Linked DNA regions of Homo sapiens: all the other regions are linked to region 2. The links are chromatin loops, found by intact Hi-C in ENCODE. Cell type or tissue: mammary epithelial cell. All regions are shown on one strand. Region 1 overlaps DMAC2L (distal membrane arm assembly component 2 like). Region 2 overlaps MAP4K5 (mitogen-activated protein kinase kinase kinase kinase 5). Region 3 overlaps CDKL1 (cyclin dependent kinase like 1). Region 4 holds the start of LOC124903312 (a long non-coding RNA gene).

Region 1 (5,000 bases), 130 kb after region 2:
AACCTGGGAGGCAGAGCTTGCAGTGAGCTGAGATCGCGCCACTGCACTCCAGCCTAGGCGACAGAGCAAGACTCTGTCTCAAAAAAAAAAAAAAGAAAGAAAGAAAAAAAAATGCCCACGTAAGCAGAAGCTGTGTGGATATAATTATTCCTGCATTATTGAGGGCTTCTCAATGACAGAAGTTTGACAAAGATAGTTTGACAAACAAGGCCCTGGATTTTAAGTCAATAAACCAAAGACTAGAGACATACAGAAACAAGCTTAGTGAGAGGAGGAAGGAGAGGAAGGTGTCTGTAACCTCAATTTAATTTGAAAATAAATATCAAACACAGGAAGAAACAAACTTGACTATAATGAAATGGGCAAAAAGGACATACCTATGACTATAATCGTGAGTCAACTGCAACAAAATGGTCACTGCAAATCATCTGCATTTTCTATTAGCAAAACGATAGGGTAGTTACCCATGTGATCAAATCCAATGCTCATGATACAAGAGTCGGTGGCGTCGATCGCCTGAATCTTGTATTTGTCCAGAGGGCCTGTTGGAAGGTGGTTGTAGTCCTTCTGCCACCTCTCCTGGCCATGGTAGCGCACCATGGCCCCACAGCGCAGCAACCACTCGGATGCCGCCCTGTCAGGGCCAACATCCCTGATGCGATCATAATCCACCCTGTTGGCAAGAGAAAAAAAGCAGTTTGCTTTTACAATAATCACTAGCTTGTTAACTATATTAACTGACATAAATAATACAGAACGCAACAAATTTTCATTTCAAGTGACTGACGAGGAAGATAAATTAGTGAGATCCATGCAAAAAAAACAAAAACAAAAACAAAAAAACCTGCAGTCTATCTGCTGACTTTTTTAGTTTTGTTTTTGTTTCCACGTGAACGCTGTCAAGGCGTATTATTTTTATATGAATTTATCAGACACAACGTTTCATTGATTCACATATAGTACAGTGCTTGACACCAGAGATACTTAGTAACTATTCTACGAATGACTATACTTGGTTAGAATTTGTATTAATAACAAAAGATTAAAGAGAAAATAATTCTGAATCTGTGGTCAAATTAATCTCATTAAGTGATATTTATTAATTTCTACATATGCTTTTTTCTCTAGCTAGTGATCATAATGCTGTATTAAGTAATTAGAAGGTTAGTTTCAAGTTTCAAAATGACATTTCTAAGTGTGCCACCCACTAATTTTTTGAAAACCCAAGTTACTTTGATAGAATTCAAAAGGTTAACTACATTCCTTTAAAAAGCCATAAAAATAAAATACTTTAAAATTATATTTAATAAGTTTTTCTGATTATAAAATGTTTTAGAAAACTTGAAATATATCAAAAGGACAAGTAAGAAAAATCATCGAAATCCTGCAACCCAAACAGCCACAATTAATATTTTGTAATCTGTTTTTCTGGTGTTTTTTCCATGTTTGTGTGGGTTTTGTTTGTTTGTAAACAAAATTAGGATCACACTGCACAAACTGTAAATATGAGAAATAGCCAAACAAGCTATTGGGAACTTATTTAGCTGTAACCATCTCCACATTTCTTCACTTTATTTAGAGTAACTTACTTATTAAACACTGCATTCAACCAGCCCCAGAAGTATCTGGAGTCACATGACCATGGGAGTTTCTTTACGCCACACAACTGCTGGGAAATTTTTCCAAACGGCATCATTTGATCTAGACACACAAAACAGTACTTACATTAGATCATCATCCGAGTCCCATACATATAGCAACTTACTTCAGAGTCAATGCTCTTGTACTGATAAAGCTGATGACTCACTTGCCACTCAACAATTACTGAGCAAGTCACTCCTGTTTCTTGTTCTTGGGGTTTTTTATTTGTTTGCTGCAAAAAAATGAGGGGTTGGACTGGATGGTGTCTAAGGCTCCTTCCGGCTAGAACGTTAAGTTCCACTGTTGAAACCTCAATTGGAGTCTGCCTGTCGTACTGCCATCTAGTGTCCATTCAGGCGCTGTAGCTATGAATTTGCTGAAGCTGGCTCCTCTATTCCCCATCTATATTTCCAGCATCAAAATGACAGACTAAAATCACCGAAAGAGCAACGTGTCAAGGTTAAGATGCTTGCATCCAGGAAAGAAGAGGAGACATGAAAATAGATCTACCTATGACAAGGCTGCAAGTGGTGTTACCAGAGCAGTGTAAACAAAAAAACTGTTTTAAGGGCAGCTGGGAAAGACTGGGCAAGTAACTTCACCTCTCTGACCTCTGGTTTTCTCATTTGTAAAATGAGATGATTTGCTTAATTTCCAGCTGTCAAAATGTATAACCATAATTTGAGAAAGTGATTCCTGGAGTAGGTTTCGATTTGATTGACCTCAATTCAAGTTTCCCTAGTAGTATGCTAGGTGTGTGCAGGGGACTGGATGTGGCAGGGAGGAGGAGATGGGGAGACAAAGATAAATGAAACATGGTGTTTGCTTTGAGCATCTGACAATTTAATGCAGGATGGAGTGGGCTAAGACACGTTATCAAGTAGTTAAAATAAGTGACAGAACTTGATAAATGCCTCAAAAGAGTTAAAATAAGGACAGAAAGGATTTCAACAAACAAAGGTGCCAGGAAAAATTATGCCAGATTATTAGCTGAAGCAGGAACATTTAAGGCATGTTATTTTCAGTTTCACTAGCACATGTGAGTCATGAGAAGAGGCAGGCAACTTGCACAGTCAGGTCGTGAAGTGTTTTGCATGCTCAGCCAGGGAATTTGGACTGTATTCTGTATGTAGCAGGGAGTCACCGAGGTTTCTGAACAAAGCACTGGCCCTTTGGGAGGCCGAGGCAGGCAGATCACGAGGTCAGGATATCGAGACGATCCTGGCTAACACGGTGAAACTCTGTCTCTACTAAAAATACCAAAAAATAAAAAAATAAAAAATTAGCCAGGCATGGTGGCATGCGCCTGTAGTCCCAGCTACTCGGGAGGCTGAGGCAGGAGAATCGCTTGAACCCGGGAGGCAGAGATTGCAGTAAGCTGAGATTGTACCAGACTGCACTCCAGCGTGGACAACAGAGTGAGACTCCATCTCAAAAATAAATAAATAAATAAAATAGAACAAAGCATTGGCATTGTTACGGTTGTGCTTCAAGAAATTGACTCAGCAGCATCAAGATTAAGGGTCAACAGAATGGGACAGCCAGTCAGCAAGGGCTTCAATCACATGAGGCCATACGAAAGGGCCTAGTTGGGGAAGGATGGGAATGACATTACATAGTTAGTTCCATATGACTCAGTTAAGTGAGATGTAGGGGCAAGGGCTAGAGGAGTTGAAAATGACACCAAGTTTTGGCCCTGGGTCACTGGTAGTAGGATGGTGATGCCATTAAAAGAAATCACATTAGGAGAACAGGGTTATAGGTTCAGATTTTTTTCTTTTAGTTTTTCATAATCTACATACTAAGTGTTAGCAGGATTTCTAAGTGCAGATGACCAACAAATCATTGGAATCAGAGGTCACAAAACATTAGAGCTGTAAGGAATTTAGATCACCTGGATGAAATCTCTCATTTAGAGGTGAGGAAACTGAAGCCCTGATATTAAGTAACTTCCTGACATCCTAAATCCTTTCTGAAACAAGGTGGGGTATTAATAAATGCATGTGTTTAAAGGGACTTGCTCAATGTTTCATGACTAATTGGTGGCAGTGTTGAAACCTGAACCCAGTTCTCTACCAGCCCAGGGTCCTTTCCTCAATCATTACATGGTTCTGGAATTCAAGAGAAAGAAGAGGACTAGAAAGATGCCTGAGAGGGAAACACCTTAAAGCTGAGGAAGTGATTGAGGATGCTGAGGCCGTGGAACAGTGAGAGATGTGAACTGAAGACAGAACCAACTACCCTTTCATCCCTTTTTCACTACAGCCGTCTTCATTACTGCAAGCCTCTGCTCCACTACCTCTTATCATGTTCTCAACCCTTTCCAACTTTTTGTTAAAGCGCTCTCTGCCTGTGCCCACCTTGAATAACTCTATTAGTTGTCAATCTTATTTACAAATATGGGCTTTCCCAGCTTCTACTCAGGCTGTTTTCTCTTAGCCTCCCTCCCCCATCACCATCAATCTGTGGAAATCCCACCCAACCTCAAGACCTTACTCAAATGCCATGTCCATTCATTCATTCGCTCAAAAAATGTTTATTGAATGTCTGCTATACTTAGTGCAAAGGCAACAATGGTAAGACAAAACAAACAAAAACAAGAACAAAGGAGAAAGAGACACACAGAAAGACAAGGTTCCTGACCTCATAGAACATATAATTTAATAAAGAGAGATAACATATAAAGAGATAAATAACACCCAACGTGGTTGGATAATAGAGGTGTGAACAAATACCATGAGAATCTAGAGAAGGGAGTGAGAAGAAGGCCTTCACACTAGAGGTGTCTTTTGAAATGGGTCTTAATGATTAAGAGTTTTCAGTTAGTCTAGAAGCAGAAGCAGAATATGAAAAAAAAAATTCCAGTTAGAACGAAAAAAGAGTATGCAAAGTAAAAGAACAAGGATGGCATCTTATTCATTTCCATTTTTCTCAGCATAATGCAAAAGTTTAATAAATATTTGTTTATTAATAGTCTTCAACGGTTGACATGTTTCCATGGAGAAAGGTAAAACCAGTTAAACTGTTATTAAGCAGGTGAATTAGAGTGGTCTTTGAAAACTGAATATTTTTGCTTGATTCATTTTGGCCCATCTTATAATTTAGCTTAAACGAAAGGCCAAATTTACTTAGGCTGTAATCTCTAAAAACACAAGATATTAGATTTAAAATGTTTTAAACATAAAAATTAAATTTATATTTGGCAATAGAGGTAACAAAAATTGGTAGGTTTTTACATTTCAACTGCAACTTTGCTAATGATTTTGCAAATTATTCCTACTTGAGTCCAAACAGTTGCCTTTGGGAACGCTTTCTATAGGGAAAGAGGAGACCTCTAGTGGGAAGTTAGTGAATCTAGC
Region 2 (5,000 bases):
TAATTTCCATATATTAGTATAGACTTTATAACCATTCTGTTTAGCGATTGCATTCTGTTTCATTAATTGATATATTGTAGTTAGCCAGTTTACTCTCACTGTACATTTGGGTTGGTTTCAGGTTTTAAAAATCAGATTAGCACTAAGATGAATCTTTCTAAAGGAAATATTTCAAAAGCGAGATTAGTTTTTAATTTAATAATCATTGACAGATGAAAATTTTCTATCAATATTTGTCACCTTAGCTAAATTAATTTAGAACTACAGATTCGTAAAGACGTTTTAGTTCTCTGGTTTATTGCCTTAAATGAATACTTGTTCTGAGAGATTTAAAGTAGTTTATATTAAAATAAGGTTTATGACTAACAAAATCAAATAAAATTGTAAACCATACTAGAGGAAAATAATTCATTAAATATTTGAGCTAATTAGAATGATTGCCAGTGTGCATTTTGTTTAAGTCTGAGTTTTCATAAACCCAAACATTTCTAGCTTTCTGGACATAGCTTTAAAACTCTTAGTCACTAGAGAGTTAGAGTATCTTTCCCTTCTCAGTTGTTTCAATCAGGCCTTTTCATAATTAAGCCAGTAATTCAAGATTTAGTGTCTTTGTTAGTGCCTAGATTGATGATATCTTCTTATGCTGTTCTCTCCTTTTATAATCTGAGGTGAAGTCTGTGGGCCTCCAATACTAAAGAGAAAAGTAACAAAGTTGATATTCCATTGTAACATCATATTCTTTATTTTATGCAGTTCTGTAGTATTCCATTAATGTAGTCTATTTTATCTATCTTTTCTCGTATAGTTTTGGGTTTTGTGTCATATTTAGAAGGCTTTCTCGATTCCAGAGTTATCAAATAATTTTCCTATTGTTTCTTCTTGTGTTTTTAGTTTCTTTTTTTAATATTTAAAAACCTGATATACATTATTTGGTAGAAGGTAAGAAGTATGGATTCAACTTGAGTTTCTTTCTAGATGACTACTCATTTGTTTCATTATTTATTGAAAATGCAATCTTTCTACTCATGGATTTGATATGCCATCTTTATTATATACCGAATTGGCATAGATATTTTAGGGTTGTTTCTGGAAATTCTATTCTATTCTGGAAATTCTATTCTGTTGCATGTCTGTTTTTGTGCCAGTAGCATACTTTTGATTATTATATCTTGATAATATCTGTTAGAACTAATCCTACTCCTACTCTCTGCCCCTCCCCACAACACACACATATGTACCTTGTCACACTTCTTTTTCATTATGACATTTGGCTATTGTGCCTTCTTCCCCACATAAACTTAAGAATCAGCTTATGTGGTTAAAAAAAAACAGAAAAATTCATTGTTTTTACACAGATCTTATTACTTTGGGAGAGTTGACATATTTATGATATTCAGTCTTCTTAATCAAAATAGGCTTCTTCAGAGATAAGATTTAGTTCTTTTATATTCCATAATATTAGCCCAAAATACTAATATCCTCATAGAGTAAGTTCTGGTTGCTTAAAGCACCAGACAAAGCGGTAGAGTAGAAGGTCACTTTATTAATGACTTGTCTTTAAATTTTTGTGAAACTTCTTTTGTATTTATCAGGAATGTTTTACCACTTTGCTTTTGTTGGTTTGATAGATTTTATACTATTTATTTCTACTCTGTTTTTTGTTTCAGTGTTTTAAATTGAAGTGGTAGCTTACATACAGTAAAATGCTCAAATCTTACGAATACTCCAGGGTAAATTTTTAAATATATACACTCATATAACTACCACCCAGCTAAAAATATGAGTTAGAACATGATCAGAATCTCAGAAGGTTCCCTCACGAGAGCCTTCACAATCAGTTTTCTTAAATTCTATACTCGCCTGCCCTCTCTCCGCCCAGGCGAATTACTATTCTGATCTCTGTCACATAAACTGGCTTTTACCTGATCTTGACCTTCAGGTAAATGGAATTATACAAAAAGCAACTTTTGTTCCTGGCTTCTTTTACTCAACTTTATGTCTGTTAGAGTCATGTGTAGTAATAGTTCAGTTTTCACTACACTGTAGTATTCCATTGTATGACCATACCACAATTTATCCATTCTTCTGTTGATGAGCATTTGATTTATTTCTGGTTTTGGGCTATTATGACTACTGTAAGCATTTTTACAGTGTATTTTTAGTGGACATAAATGATTATTATGAATCACACCCAATCAGTCTAAGACCACCAGGGGCAAATGTGTAGTCCAACAAAGTCAGGTTTACTGACTCCCTGCAGTGAGAGAGAACACACACCAGAGGAACCAAACCATTCAAGATTTCATCAAACAAGGGAAAAGAAATACAGGATTTTGGAAAGAGTAGAGTTCAGGTGAATTTTAAATGATGACTTAATGCAAAGTAGGGATGTATCTGAAAGGGTGAACATCAGGTCTCCGCTGTTAAAGTAAACCCGGGAGTATGTTTCCTTGGAAACTTTTTGAAGTGTTGTGTTCAGAAATGCCTTTATTTGAAGCTCTGCATCTGGACTGGAAATTGAGTCTGTTTCTCTGTGTCAGTGATTTAGTCCAGGCAAGAATAGGATGATTCATTCTAAATGTGATTTCATGTAGCAATGTTTCTGGCAGTCAGTGATTTTAGAGAGAGAGACATTTCTCAGTTAGAAAGCAGAATAACTCAGAGGGGGTCATTATATGAAACTTTACATGTACAAAGTATCCTTGGGAGAAACATTGTTTCTTGTTGACTTTGCATTTGGATTTGTGTCTGTCCTTTCAGCTTTATGAATGGCAAGACAGATTTCCTACTTTCTCAGTCTGATTCAGATATGACTGTATTAGCTAAATTACCTAATTTTTTTTCTTTTTTTTTTTTTGGTTTGTCATCTGAAGAGTGTATTGGTGGTTGAGTCGTTACCTAGGAAACCAGCTGATTACAAGGAATTGGCACCAAGGGAAGGTAGGAGGTATTCACGAAGAGTATAAGCCTAACAGTTAGTTTAATTGTATAGTTTTAGCTGACTCACAAGTAAATTTCAGCCAGGTGTTAGACTCATTCTCCAGACTGACTAAGGCTGCAAAGGGCAATAGTAAGAATAGGGACTCTACAGGTATCATCATAAAGAAGTAACAAGCATCTGTCAACAGTCCAAAACCTCCAGCTAGCAAAAAGTGGGGGGAAATGTGACTAAGAAATAAAGTACTGTTGTTGCAGGTTAAAGTAAAACAACCAGTGGCTCCAGTTATCTTTCCATGGGTCTTGGGCAGACTTTTCATGTAGTTATCAGTTTGGTCCAACTGACTTGGGTGGAAGCCCTCTTCTTTTTGTAGTCATCTGCTTCAGAAGGATTCCTTGTCACCTCTTTTTGAGGTGTCCTGCTGGGACAGTCTTCCAGCAATTTAAGATTGGCGTATGTCTCTATGTTTGAGAGACATGAATACAGGGATCAACACCCTATTTTACTGTTGCATTAGTTATTAACAGCACCTGGCAAAATTCTATTTATTGAGTTTAGAGGGCAGTTTTCCAGAAGACAGTCTCTGAATTTTAATATAAAGGTTGTTTCAGAGGAAATGCTTCCTGGACCTGTTTGAATGGAAAACTGTGTGTACTCTGAGTTACAGTTAATAACTGGAAATGTAATAAACATAGTAACTTGAGATGATGGCAGTATTCCCAGATGTATAGGATGCCCAGATTTTGGTTCATAGAGTTAATGAGCTCCAGGGGAACTGCCGTCACTTGTCATTCAGGCAAAAGAGAAAAACAACAACAAAAAACCCTTTAGGCTAAGGAAGTCTCAGGATTTCTGAAAGTTTAACCAACTTCAGTTTGAGATTTCTATTTGTCCTTTTTATCTTACCTGAAGGCTAAGAGTGATAAAGGCAATAGAGATTTTGAGTGAGAGGTACAGATGCTCCCCGATTTATGATGGGGTTACATCCTAATAAACCCATTTAAGTTGAAAATATCATAAGTCAAAAAAACATTTAATATACCTAACCTACCAAACATCATAACTTAGCCCAGCCAGCTTAAACACGCTCAGAATACTTAATGTTAGGGTAGCTGACTGGGAGCTGCGGCTTGCTGTCGCTGTCCAGCATCTCAAGAGAGTATCATACCGTATATCCCTAGACTGGGAAAAGATCAAAATTCAAAGTACAGTTTCTACTGAATGCATATCACTTTTGTACCACGAGAAAGTCAGAAAACTTGTAAGTCAAGCCTTTGTCAGTTAGGAAGCATCTATATTGTCTTACAAATCTCTTTAGTAACAGTTCTAGGGAGGTAAGTGTTTCTGTCTCCAGAGAAGTAATCACAGATTTCCCAAGTAGGAAGCGCAAACTCAAGACACGTTTTGTTTTTTTTTAACCATTGGTATAGTTGAGGCTTTTCGACAAGCTATATTCATCCTAAAAATAGACTATAATTACCAAATAAAAGCCTATATTGACAGAATAACTATTTTTGAAAAAAAAAACCTGTAACATATCTGTAAGTTCTTCTACATGAGTATTTTTTAAAGCTGCCAATTATAACCCAATTCATGACATCAACTCAGTTTTTAAAAAAAGATATGAGGTACTGCAGTATGAAACTTTTGTGGGTTTTGTTTTGTTTTTAAGCAATTTGTGATGTGTCTGCATTTTTTCTTTGTATTCTATCTTGGGCTGATTGAGCCTCTTAGATCTGTAGGTTAATATTTTTCATCAAATTTGGAAAATGCTTGGCCACTATTTATTCAAAATTTCTGCCCCAGTCTCTCTCCTCTGCTTCTGGGACTCCAGTTATATACGTAAGAACACTGAATGTTGTCTACAGGTCGTGGAGGCTTTGTACTCCCACTACACTCTTCTTCATGTATCCACACGTAAGTTTTTTTTTTTCTTCACTGTACTTCAGTTTTGTTTCTGTTGCCGTGACTTGAAGCTTATTGATCTTTTTTACAGTATTGAGTCTACTGTTCAGTGAATTTCATTTCAGGCAAGCATTTTTTGGATCTAGACTTTCAGTCA
Region 3 (5,000 bases), 110 kb after region 2:
CTTCAGCGGTGTGCTGGTCGCATATTTTTACATTTTGGATTCATGGAATGATTGATGAGTAAGATGACTATGTGTCACCTAAGATTTTTCACTACTAAAGCCTATCTTCGTTTATTTTTTCTTTTCTTGAGCTGAATTCCATGGCTACACTAAAGAATGTGTTTGTGCTGCTTTATTTTTATTAGGGTACCAGAACATCTCGTGAAGAGCATAACTTGGCAGACACTGCAAGCTGTAAATTTTTGCCATAAACACAATGTAAGTCTCATGATCTCTTTTGAAAAGCAACAAGGCTCCCCTTAAGCTGAGGTGGAGCCTTGTACAAAGTTTATGTCACACTTCTGTGGGTAAAATTTTTTACCCAAATCTTCATAAGCCTGGTTGGGTAAGTATAGGCTAAAAATGCCAACCTAGCTATTCCTTCTTGCTCAGGTTATATAAAACATGCATTTTTATGATTTTAAGAAACTAGTGCCAGGCATGGTGGCTCCTGCATGTAATCCCAGGACTTTGGGAGGCCAAGGTAGGCAGATCACTTGAGCCCAGGAGTTCAAGACCAGCCTGGACAACATGGCAAAACCCTGTCTCTACAGAAAATAAAAAAAAATGAACTGGGTGCGGTGGTGTGTGCCTGTGGTCCTGGCTACTCAGGAGGCTGAGGTGGAAGGATCACTTGAGCTGGGGAGGTCGAGGCTGCAGTGAGTCAAGATCATGCCACTGTACTCCAACCTGGATGACAGAATGAGACCCTGTCTCAAAAAAAAAAAAAAAAAAACCACAAAGAACAAAAAATTAGTCATACATTTATACTGCTTAGAAACTACTCAGATTTAAGGTAGAACCCCATTCACTTGGAGTCTATGTGGTCTTGTACTCCCAAAAGGCTATGAAATTGGGGAAAACCCCAGGTGATTCATGCCTGCTTAGCTGCAGTATGTCAGTTGCAGTAGGTGGAACCCCAAACCCAGTGCAAAGTGCCAGTGTCTGCTTTGGTGAGATATGAGTGTCGAGTCTCGAACCAAGCAACCTATCGAAAGCCTGTGACACTCCTGGCCACAGGCGGCTGGTAGAGGCATAGTAGACTATTGCCCAGGTGACGTGACTTCACAGATGCTGGGAAGCCTGCTGCCCCATCCAATACAATACTGCCCACTGTGCATAGAAACCAGATTCCAAAGTTAGAGCTTCGTTTTGGCCATGAGTGCAATTTCACTGCAATGTTTTATCTTACTCAACTGCCAGGGTCAATTTAGGTGGTAGGGCTAAATCTCCTTCTTTATATTGTTCCAAATGATTTTTCCTGATGCTGCATTCCCGGAAGGAGGAAGTATGAGAGTAGACAGCACTTCTCCCTGAGGAGCCTCCAACTAGCTAAAGGCTATAATCCTTGTAATACACAGGGGAGAGTGGACACCCATATTGTTAGTTACTATGACTTACCACTCTTTCAAGAGCAGGTTTTAGGATGGGGGAGCAAGAGAGACTGCACCAAGACCCTGGTAGGGCAGATCTGGGATGCTAAAAACAAATATAATGCATACCACAGTTCCCTGGAGAGCCCCAGACACCCTGTTTGGCTCCATGTGCTGATGGGGGTGGGTGCAGAAACTTGTAAAGAATTCCCAGAACAGAATAGGAGCACATGCTTGCTTACAAGTACTTCTGACCATATGTCATCATGATATTCATGGTGTACCCATTTATAGCAATATGTGAAGCCAGTGGTAAAAAGAATAGAGATCTCAGGATGTTAATTGCTAAGAACCAGATCGATTATAATAAAATCCCAAAGTTGTTTTATTTACCCCAAATTTTCCAGAATAATAAATACCCATGGGGAAACATTGACACTGATCTCTCATCCTGAAGGTCCTTTGGAGTGAGAACTGGTCATGCCCAAGAAGAACCCAAGTCCTCTCCAGATTCTTAAGAATAACCCCAGGGTTTCAGGCTGCAGGCCAAAGAGGGTCTCTCAGGTTGCAAACGATCTAGCATTCTCCTCCTAAGAGGAAAACACTTGGGAAAGAGGAAGATTATTAGGGACCCTGAGCAGTATTTTGACCCAACTCAAAAAAAAAAAAAAAAAAAGTAACTCTTAATTAGGTTGTTGATTTGTTCTTTGCCAAAGAAATTGTCATTTAATGAGAAAATCATGTGAAGATTCTCAAACGTTCTTTTCTCTAAGATCACCCTGTTTAAGAATGTTGGCTGTGGGCTGGAAACCACAGGTGATTTGAGTCTAAATTCTGGAGGGGGGGCCGCATCTCGAGGGGTGGCTGCAGCTCTCAGAGCACTTGTGTGTGGGACAGAGCTGACATCTAGCGACTCTCCCCAGAGGGTGAGGGCTGCTGCCTACTCTTGTTTATCTTGTCCGGATGAATGTCAGAGCTGGAAGGGAAATCTCTTGGCAAGCTGTGGTTGCCACCCTTCTCTTCCCAGCTTATCTCAGCAGGCCCAGGGCTTGTCCTGTTTACGAGGCTGACTGTGTTCTGTTCACAGTTAAACAACTGAATTGTGAATTCTGCTTATGCACCAATTTGCAGCTCCTGCAACCATGATGCAGCCTCACCCGGACCTTTCAACATTTTCCCTTTCACCTAAAACTGTCAGATTAAATACAGGACACCCTGTTAAATTTGAATTTCAGATAAACAAGCATAACTTTTAGTATAAGTACATCCCAAGTGCTTCATGGGATGTATTATCCTAAAAAAATTATTTGTTTATCTGAAATTCAAATTTAACTGGGTGTCCTGTATTTTTCTCTGCTAAGACCGGCTACCCTACTTTCATTTTCCTTTCACTCTTCTTGGCTCTTTTGGGCCTTTTAGGAATTTGGGATGATTCAGGCTCTGACAGGCATGGTACTAGATTTATTTTAGGCTGCTCTTTTGCTGTTGTCCAACAGGCCAAGGAGAGATTTAAATGATTTATCCAATATTTGCTAAATAGTCATGTGTTTCATTTATCCCATATATAGTTCAGCCTTAATATTGTTTTTGTTTTGATTTGTTACACTAGTGCATACATAGAGACGTGAAGCCAGAAAATATCCTCATCACGAAACATTCCGTGATTAAGCTTTGTGACTTTGGATTTGCTCGGCTTTTGAGTGAGTATTGACATTTTCTTTTGTTAAGTATAAAAAATGAAAAAGTTCTTGATACAACAAAGGATCTAAATGCTCTAGAAGTATACAAGATAGTACTTGTATATTTAGGGCATAAGTGTGCTATAAATTATAATTTTGTAATTACCGAAAATGTGTAGATAATACAATGGTTTACCTATGTATGCTATCCATAAATTATACCACAGTAAAGTAGTTATTAAAAAGTATCTTACCTCCCTGATTTCTACCATTTCTTGCTAAAATACTTTTCAGAAGTGCTACTTTAGAATAGTGGCTTTCAACCTTGGAGGCAGATTAGAATCACCTGGGGAACTTTTTTTTTTTTTTTTTGAGACAGGGTCTCACTCTGTTGCCCAGGCTGGAGTGCAGTGGCACAGTCACAGCCCACCACAGTCTCGACCTCCCCAGTTCAGGTGATCCTCCCACCTCAGCCTCCTGAATTGCTGGGACTACAGGCATGAGCCACCACACCTGGCTAAGTTTTGTATTTTTTTTGTAGAGACGGGGTTTCACCACATTGCCCAGGCTGGTCTCGAACTCCTGGGCTGAAGCAAACCACCTACCTCGGCCTCCCAAAGTGCTGGGATTACAAGTGTGAGCCGCTGTGCCCAGGGAACTTTAAATTCTAAGCCAAATAACCCCCCCCCCCCCCCCAGACCCTCCCCAGGGATTCTGTTTTAATTGGACTGGAGTGTGGCTTGAGCATCAGTAATTTACAAAATATTTATTTAAGTGATTTGAATGTGCAACTAGAATTGAGAACCAGCGATATAGAAAGGCCACAAAATTGGGCACAGGCTTGACTTCTGAGATCTCCCCCTCAGTTTTGATTCCAGCCTTCCGCTGCTGTTTGTTTTCCATGTTCCATCACTGGCTAGCTGGACCGAGTGACTACTATACAGACTACGTGGCTACCAGGTGGTACCGCTCCCCTGAGCTGCTGGTGGGGGACACGCAGTACGGCCCCCCGGTGGATGTTTGGGCAATTGGCTGTGTCTTTGCTGAGCTGCTGTCAGGAGTGCCTCTGTGGCCAGGAAAATCGGATGTGGATCAGCTGTATCTGATTAGGAAGACCTTGGGTAAGTGGTGTTTTTGTCCCACCTTTTGGAAAACTGGATATTTCCCCAGGTTGGGGCAGGGCAGAGCCAAGTTCTCAGTCTCACCTAATGCCCTTTAAGGCATTAGTTAGGAAAGAGGAAAACTCGAAGCCTCATTTAAATGACTCCATTAAAGGTGGCCATATTTGTTTTAATTAAAATAGTTAACAATTATTGAGTACTTACTCATTGTCCAAAAACAACCCAAGATTCTTGAGCAGTTTGGATCAAGTTAAAACATTAATAATGACAATAACAACAATAAAAACTCACATTTCTGTAAGGGCTTAGCAGTTTACAGAATGCTTTCATGGTTTACCTTGTTTATGACGATGGGGTAATCCATTTGGATGTCCTTAATCCCAGCCTGCCTGACTAGTTTGGATTATTCAGACTCTATGGAGAATGATTCCCAACCTTCTAAGTGTCAGGAGGAAAGCTAGTTGTAATGTCACTCAGTCCGTCTTGCTTTCCCACCCCAGTGCCCTTTCCTTTCTCTCTACCCTTGGAGGCGGAGGGGAAGGGCAGGGGAGAAGGGAGGGAAGATGAGAAAAAAAAACCCATCAGTAGTGATTGCCCTCTTCCAAAGTCAGGGAGTTTAGACACTACTCGCCTGAGTATCGCAGTTTAAGGTAAACTTTTCCTCCTCTAAACTCTTGTAGGAACTGCCATCGCCATGCCTTCCCTTGTAATCTTATCTTCCCAAAGATACTGTAAACTTCCTGATGGTGAGACCACGTCTTATATTTCTACTTACCCTCCACCAGTGT
Region 4 (5,000 bases), 68 kb before region 2:
CTGAAGCAGCTTAGCTATGACAGGAAAGAGAAATGAGGCACACAAATGTTTCTTCTTGTTTCAGGGTTTTACTTTCATCAAGACTGAGTGATTACAGCATTCAGTTACCATTCTTTAAGTTTGTCGTATCACCCAAGTGTCTAAGACGATTGCTGAGTTTAGAGATGGAATTCTACAGAGAAGGAAATCAAGACAAAGAATTTGGGAGGAATTGAGAATTCAGAAAGCAGATAAAAGGAAAAAACATAGGATGGATTTTTAGGGACTAGAGTAGGGGATAAATGTAAAAACCTCCCTCCCTTTCTGATCTGGAGCCTTGTTTGTTTATTTCCAGTCCTAGTTGTTCCACTGCGAGCATGGTTAGAGTGAGGCATGTTAATGAATGGGAGCTGGGATGGAGAACTGGGAGGACAGGATGCAAAGGAGTATTTAACATTCAACAAATACTTATAGAAGGCCTCCTATGGGGCAGACACTGTTGTGGTGCCTTGTGATACATCTAGTGAACAAAGCGGACAAAGATTCCTCCCCTCATGGAACTCAAATTTTAGTGGGGGGAGAGAGACAACAAACATAATAAACACATTGTATAATACGTTACAAGGAGATTAAAGGTATAGAAAGAAGAAAAGGTTGAATGGTTAAGGAGGATCAGGAATGCCTGAATGGAGTGAAGAAGGCAGGTTGGGGAATTATATAAGGATGGTCAGGGTAGGCCTCATTGAAAAGGTTAGATTTGAACAGACTTGAAGGGCATTAGGGAGTTAACCAAGTGGATAACTGGGTAATCAAAGGAAGTCTTAAATCTCTTTCTTATTGAGTCACCGGAACCTGTGTCTGTAGCTGAATTCTAAGCTTAGGGGCAGGCATATTATCTAAGACACAAGCATGGCCATCACCATGCCTTATTGACTGGTGCAGGACCACAGGTCATTGTGATTTTTATTTATTTATGATTTTTTTTTTTGAGACAGAGTTTCGCTCTTGTTGCCCAGGCTGGAGTGCAATGGTGTGATCTCAGCTCACCGCAACCTCCACCTCCCAGGTTCAAGCGATTCTCCTGCCTCAGCCTCCCTAGTAGCTGGGATTACAGGCATGGGCCACCACGCCCGGCTAATTTTGTATTTTTAGTAGAGATGGGATGTCTCCATGTTGGTCAGGCTGGTCTCGAACTCCCGACCTCAGGTGATCCACCCGCCTCAGCCTCCCAAAGTGCTGGGATTACAGGTGTGAGCCACTGCGCCCAGCCCATTGTGATTTTTAATTAAGTTCAGCAGTTGGTTGTAGGTTACCAAGTCTTATGTTATTTTTTTAAGCATGAATTTGTAAGCAAAGAAAATGTAGCTGTTTCTTATGTCTTCTCTCCACCAGTATACTTTGATCTTTAAATATTAAGAGTCTAGTCCAATGCCTAAAAATCTGAAGGTAATAAAAAATAGATGTATGTGATGTTATTTCTCTGACATTTGATATCAAAACATCACCTACTTTCTTATTTTTTGATAGTAACACAGCTGAACTATATGAATATACTGTCCTTTTTGTGTCCTGTGTCTGACATTATGAGAGACTCTTGGTTTTCATATTTGAGTGAGAGAGTGAATAACTTGGAAAAATAGCTTAACAGTAGAAAATAAGAGAGGAAGGATTGTCCTTCAAAAACTTTAAATTATATTTCTTATTAAATAAATGTTATGTTAAATGTTGTATAAGGTCACTGCGAAAATAAAACATGTTTTATTGGGATGATGTGCTACTGTTGTGGATATTTACTATTTTAAAAGTCATCTGGGTAAAATCTTATTATTTATTTTTCTTACTGTTCAGAGGTAGGCTTATTTTGTGACTGCCTAAAGAGAAAATATGGTTCTAATGATGAATGTGAAGCTCTGAACCATACCTGGGAGCAAAATACATGTTATGAAAACTGTAAAAGAAGTAAAAAGTACTTTCAACTTGGTGAAGATAGACATAAAACAGTGCCGTCACTAGTGCAAGTATAGCAATGCATCACTAGTGTAGTCCCCAGATTGACTTGTGGATACAGCTGCAACCTTGGGCTTATTCATCTAGTATTCTAGTTCTTTGTTTACATAGGTTTAGCATTTTCACTTTGATCTTCATTTCCAGTGTATTTTATGAAGACAAATGGGATAGAATACAGATTGACTTAGATTTCTTTTTTTAGTTTTGCTTTCAAAATTTAAAAGGGTTTCACTTGTAAACTAACATTGTGGTTTCAGACCAAGAACACAGAAAGAAAAACATGAACTCTATTAACAAGCAATACTTGTGTTTTTGGGGCTTTGTTGTCAGTTTGAGAACTTTGACTAAGATAAATGAATTCACTTGGTGGTATTGGACTATTTTGAGTATTTGTATATGGAGAGTTTTATTAGAAGGCTATTGCTTTCCAGTGACGTGAAGTACTAGTCAAGTTTGAGAGGGTAGATGACTCTCTGAGAAGGACAAGATGAATTTAGGCCTAATATAATTTTATTTCTGTTAAATATAATCTCTCATGGAGATTTTGAGATGATGATGTGGGAAGCCCAGCTGATAGTCAGATCTGTCCTTGGAGGTGTTTGGGCTAGTGAGTCATACTGGCCCCCGCCTTCCAACATATTTATGAAAATGAAATTGGATTAAAATGACTAAGAATGACTAATGTTTGTATAACACTCTCATGATCAGTGTGTGATTTGTTTCACACGATAATCTAGTGAAGTAGGTGGAACAGATGTGCTATCATCCCTATTTTACCCAAGAAGAAACTTACTGTTACCCTCAATCTTACTGTTAGTAGATGGCACTGTAAGGACTTGAATCTAGATCTTCTGATTCCAGTCTCTGCTCTTTCCATTATTCCAAGCCACCTTAGGACTGCATCTTTAAATTCACTACTCTACACATAGTCCTTAACACATTGTCTGCCATGCTGTAGGCACTATACATATTATGGTCAGATGAGGCTTAGAAGCCTTACCCCTCTACTGAGAAATGAGGGATTTATGGACTGATTTCAATACGTAAAACTTTAGGTCTCAGCACCAGTTTTCAGATGCACTTCTTCCTGGTTATCACTTGGTCATTACTCTGACCCTCATGTTTCCATTCAGAGCCCAGGCTTGATTTACCTTTACTATCAAAATGACTTTGCCCGGGTGTGGTGGCTCACACCTATAATCCCAGCACTTTGGAAGGCCAAGGTGGGTGGATCACCTGAGGTCAGGAGTTTGAGACCAGCCTGGCCAACATGTTGAAACCCTGTCTACGAAAAATACAAAAATTAGCTGGGTGTGGTGGTGGAAGCCTGTATTCCCAACTACTTGGGAGGCTGGAAGTGGGAGAATCACTTGAACTGGGAGGTGGAGGTTGCGGTGGGCAAAGATCGCGCCACTGCACTCCAGCCTGGGCAACAAGAGTGAAACTCCATCTCAAAAAAAAAAAAAAAAAAAGATGACTTTGCCGATAGCCACCTTACAATACAAATAACTAAAACCAGAAACGGTCCCGTTTTTGGTTGCTGCATATTCTTCCTGCTGTGCCTTCTCTTGTCCTCATTTTGTTGGAACTTTATATTTATGTTTATTGTTAATTAACTGAGTCCTATAAACTAGGCTCTGTAATGCTGTTATAAATTATAAAATGTGAATGATTTCAGGCAGATAGAATAACCTGCCTTAAGTAGCATTAGCTAGTTTTGTTTGCTTCTTTCTGATTTAGGATAATTAGGACTGCCTGAGAAGGATTGTGACTTCCAGCTTTGTCTTTTTTTGAGACAGAGTCTTGCTCTGTCGCCCAGGCTGGAATGCAGTGCCATGATCTCGGCTCACTACTACCTTCGCCTCCCGGGTTCAAGCAATTCTTCTGCCACAGCCTCCTGAGTAGATGGGACTACAGGCGCACGCTGCCATGCCCGACTAATTTCTTTTTTATTTTAGTAGAGATGGGGTTTCACCATGTTGCCCAGGCTGGTCTTGAACTACCGACCTCAGGTGATGTGTCCACCTTGGCCTCCTAAAGTGCTAGGATTACAGGCGTGAGCCACCACGCCCGGCCAAATTTTTGTATTTTTAATAGAGACAGGGTTTCACTATGTTGGCCAAGCTGGTCTTGAGCTCCTGACCTCGTGATCCACCCGCCTCGGCCTCCCAAAGTCCTAGGATTACAGGTGTGAGCCACCACGCCCAGCCCCAGCTTTGTCTTATGAAATAATGTGTTATTTCTCACATGCATGCATCCCTTTGTTGGTGCCCCGTGCCTTCTTGACCCCCTTATTAACTCTTCATGTATCCAAATCAGAAAGAATCAGGTGTAACTTAATATATTTTTAAAGACATCTTTTAAGGAACTAGTTTTGCATTTTCAGCTTTGGTTCTTCATTGTAATACATGCTAGAGATGTTTGGGTCCTTTACCAGTTTTTTCCAGGAATTGTTTCCTGTTATTCTTAATGTAGTAGTAAAGATCTACAGGTAGGACTCACCTTCCTATATGTTTGTCTCTCTCTTCTTGCCTTGGCATAGATAGCCTTCTTTTACCTACCTTTTTATTTTCAAAATACATTTTAAGTGATACATGTTCATTTTTTATTTTTATTTTTATTTATTTTATTTATTTTTTGAGATGGAGTCTCACTTTGTCGCCCAGGCTGGAGTACAGTGGCACAATCTCGACTCATTACAACCTCCGCCTCCCAGGTTCAAGCAATTCTCCTGCTTCAGTCTCCCGAGTAGCTGGGACTACAGGTGCGTGCCACCACACTTGACTAATTTTTGTATTTTTATAGAGACAGGGTTTCACCGTGTTGGCCAGGCTTGTCTCAAACTCCTGACCTCAGGTGATCTGCCCTTCTTGACCTCCCGAAGTGCTGGGATTACAGGCATGAGCCACTGTACCTGGTGATACATGTTCATTTTTAAAACTATATAGGAATGAAAAATTACTTGTGTCTCCTTTACCAAGAGATAAACATTCCCAACTTTTAAAAATTCATAT

Evidence for each region. Hi-C counts contacts between places; a loop is a spot of excess contacts. Peaks named below come from ENCODE experiments on the same cell type or tissue, not always from the same donor. Only the 100,000 strongest peaks of a DNase experiment are listed, where the experiment ranks them.
Region 1: a loop joins it to region 2, with 6 times the contacts of the local background. A loop is called at or near these places in 11 of 110 quality-filtered maps.
Region 3: it touches region 2 in a loop (2.2-fold over the local background); 5 of 110 quality-filtered maps call a loop at or near these places.
Region 4: a loop joins it to region 2, with 9 times the contacts of the local background. A loop is called at or near these places in 12 of 110 quality-filtered maps.

The regions. Positions count from the first base shown.
Region 1 is chr14:50,318,184-50,323,183 of GRCh38, reverse strand. It overlaps DMAC2L (distal membrane arm assembly component 2 like), which reads right to left. Exons shown (of 6, transcript NM_001382507.1): 3 at 1,590-1,701; 4 at 465-673. The coding sequence starts at 1,696. Among named protein-coding and RNA genes, the nearest start is that of DMAC2L, 8.4 kb to the right of the region's middle. RefSeq lists an enhancer at 2,054-2,113. In mammary epithelial cell, CTCF peaks have their summits at 1,984 (motif pointing left) and 4,976; DNase peaks (open chromatin) are centred at 1,793, 2,703 and 3,683; H3K27ac peaks cover 3,606 bases.
Region 2 is chr14:50,451,130-50,456,129 of GRCh38, reverse strand. The region is part of intron 14 of MAP4K5 (mitogen-activated protein kinase kinase kinase kinase 5); the gene reads left to right. Among named protein-coding and RNA genes, the nearest start is that of CDKL1, 57 kb to the right of the region's middle. In mammary epithelial cell, no CTCF peak of the experiment used is centred here; DNase peaks (open chromatin) are centred at 2,549 and 2,969; H3K27ac peaks cover 2,646 bases.
Region 3 is chr14:50,340,244-50,345,243 of GRCh38, reverse strand. It overlaps CDKL1 (cyclin dependent kinase like 1), which reads left to right. Exons shown (of 10, transcript NM_004196.7): 4 at 186-258; 5 at 3,022-3,112; 6 at 4,012-4,212. Among named protein-coding and RNA genes, the nearest start is that of DMAC2L, 30 kb to the right of the region's middle. In mammary epithelial cell, CTCF peaks have their summits at 2,322 and 4,135 (motif pointing left); DNase peaks (open chromatin) are centred at 893 and 2,383; H3K27ac peaks cover 808 bases.
Region 4 is chr14:50,519,279-50,524,278 of GRCh38, reverse strand. All of the region lies in intron 2 of MAP4K5 (mitogen-activated protein kinase kinase kinase kinase 5), which reads left to right. LOC124903312 (a long non-coding RNA gene) reads left to right here and starts at 4,710. Exons shown (of 2, transcript XR_007064160.1): 1 at 4,710-4,750. RefSeq lists enhancers at 2,324-2,373, 2,500-2,559. In mammary epithelial cell, no CTCF peak of the experiment used is centred here; a DNase peak (open chromatin) is centred at 2,658; H3K27ac peaks cover 1,305 bases.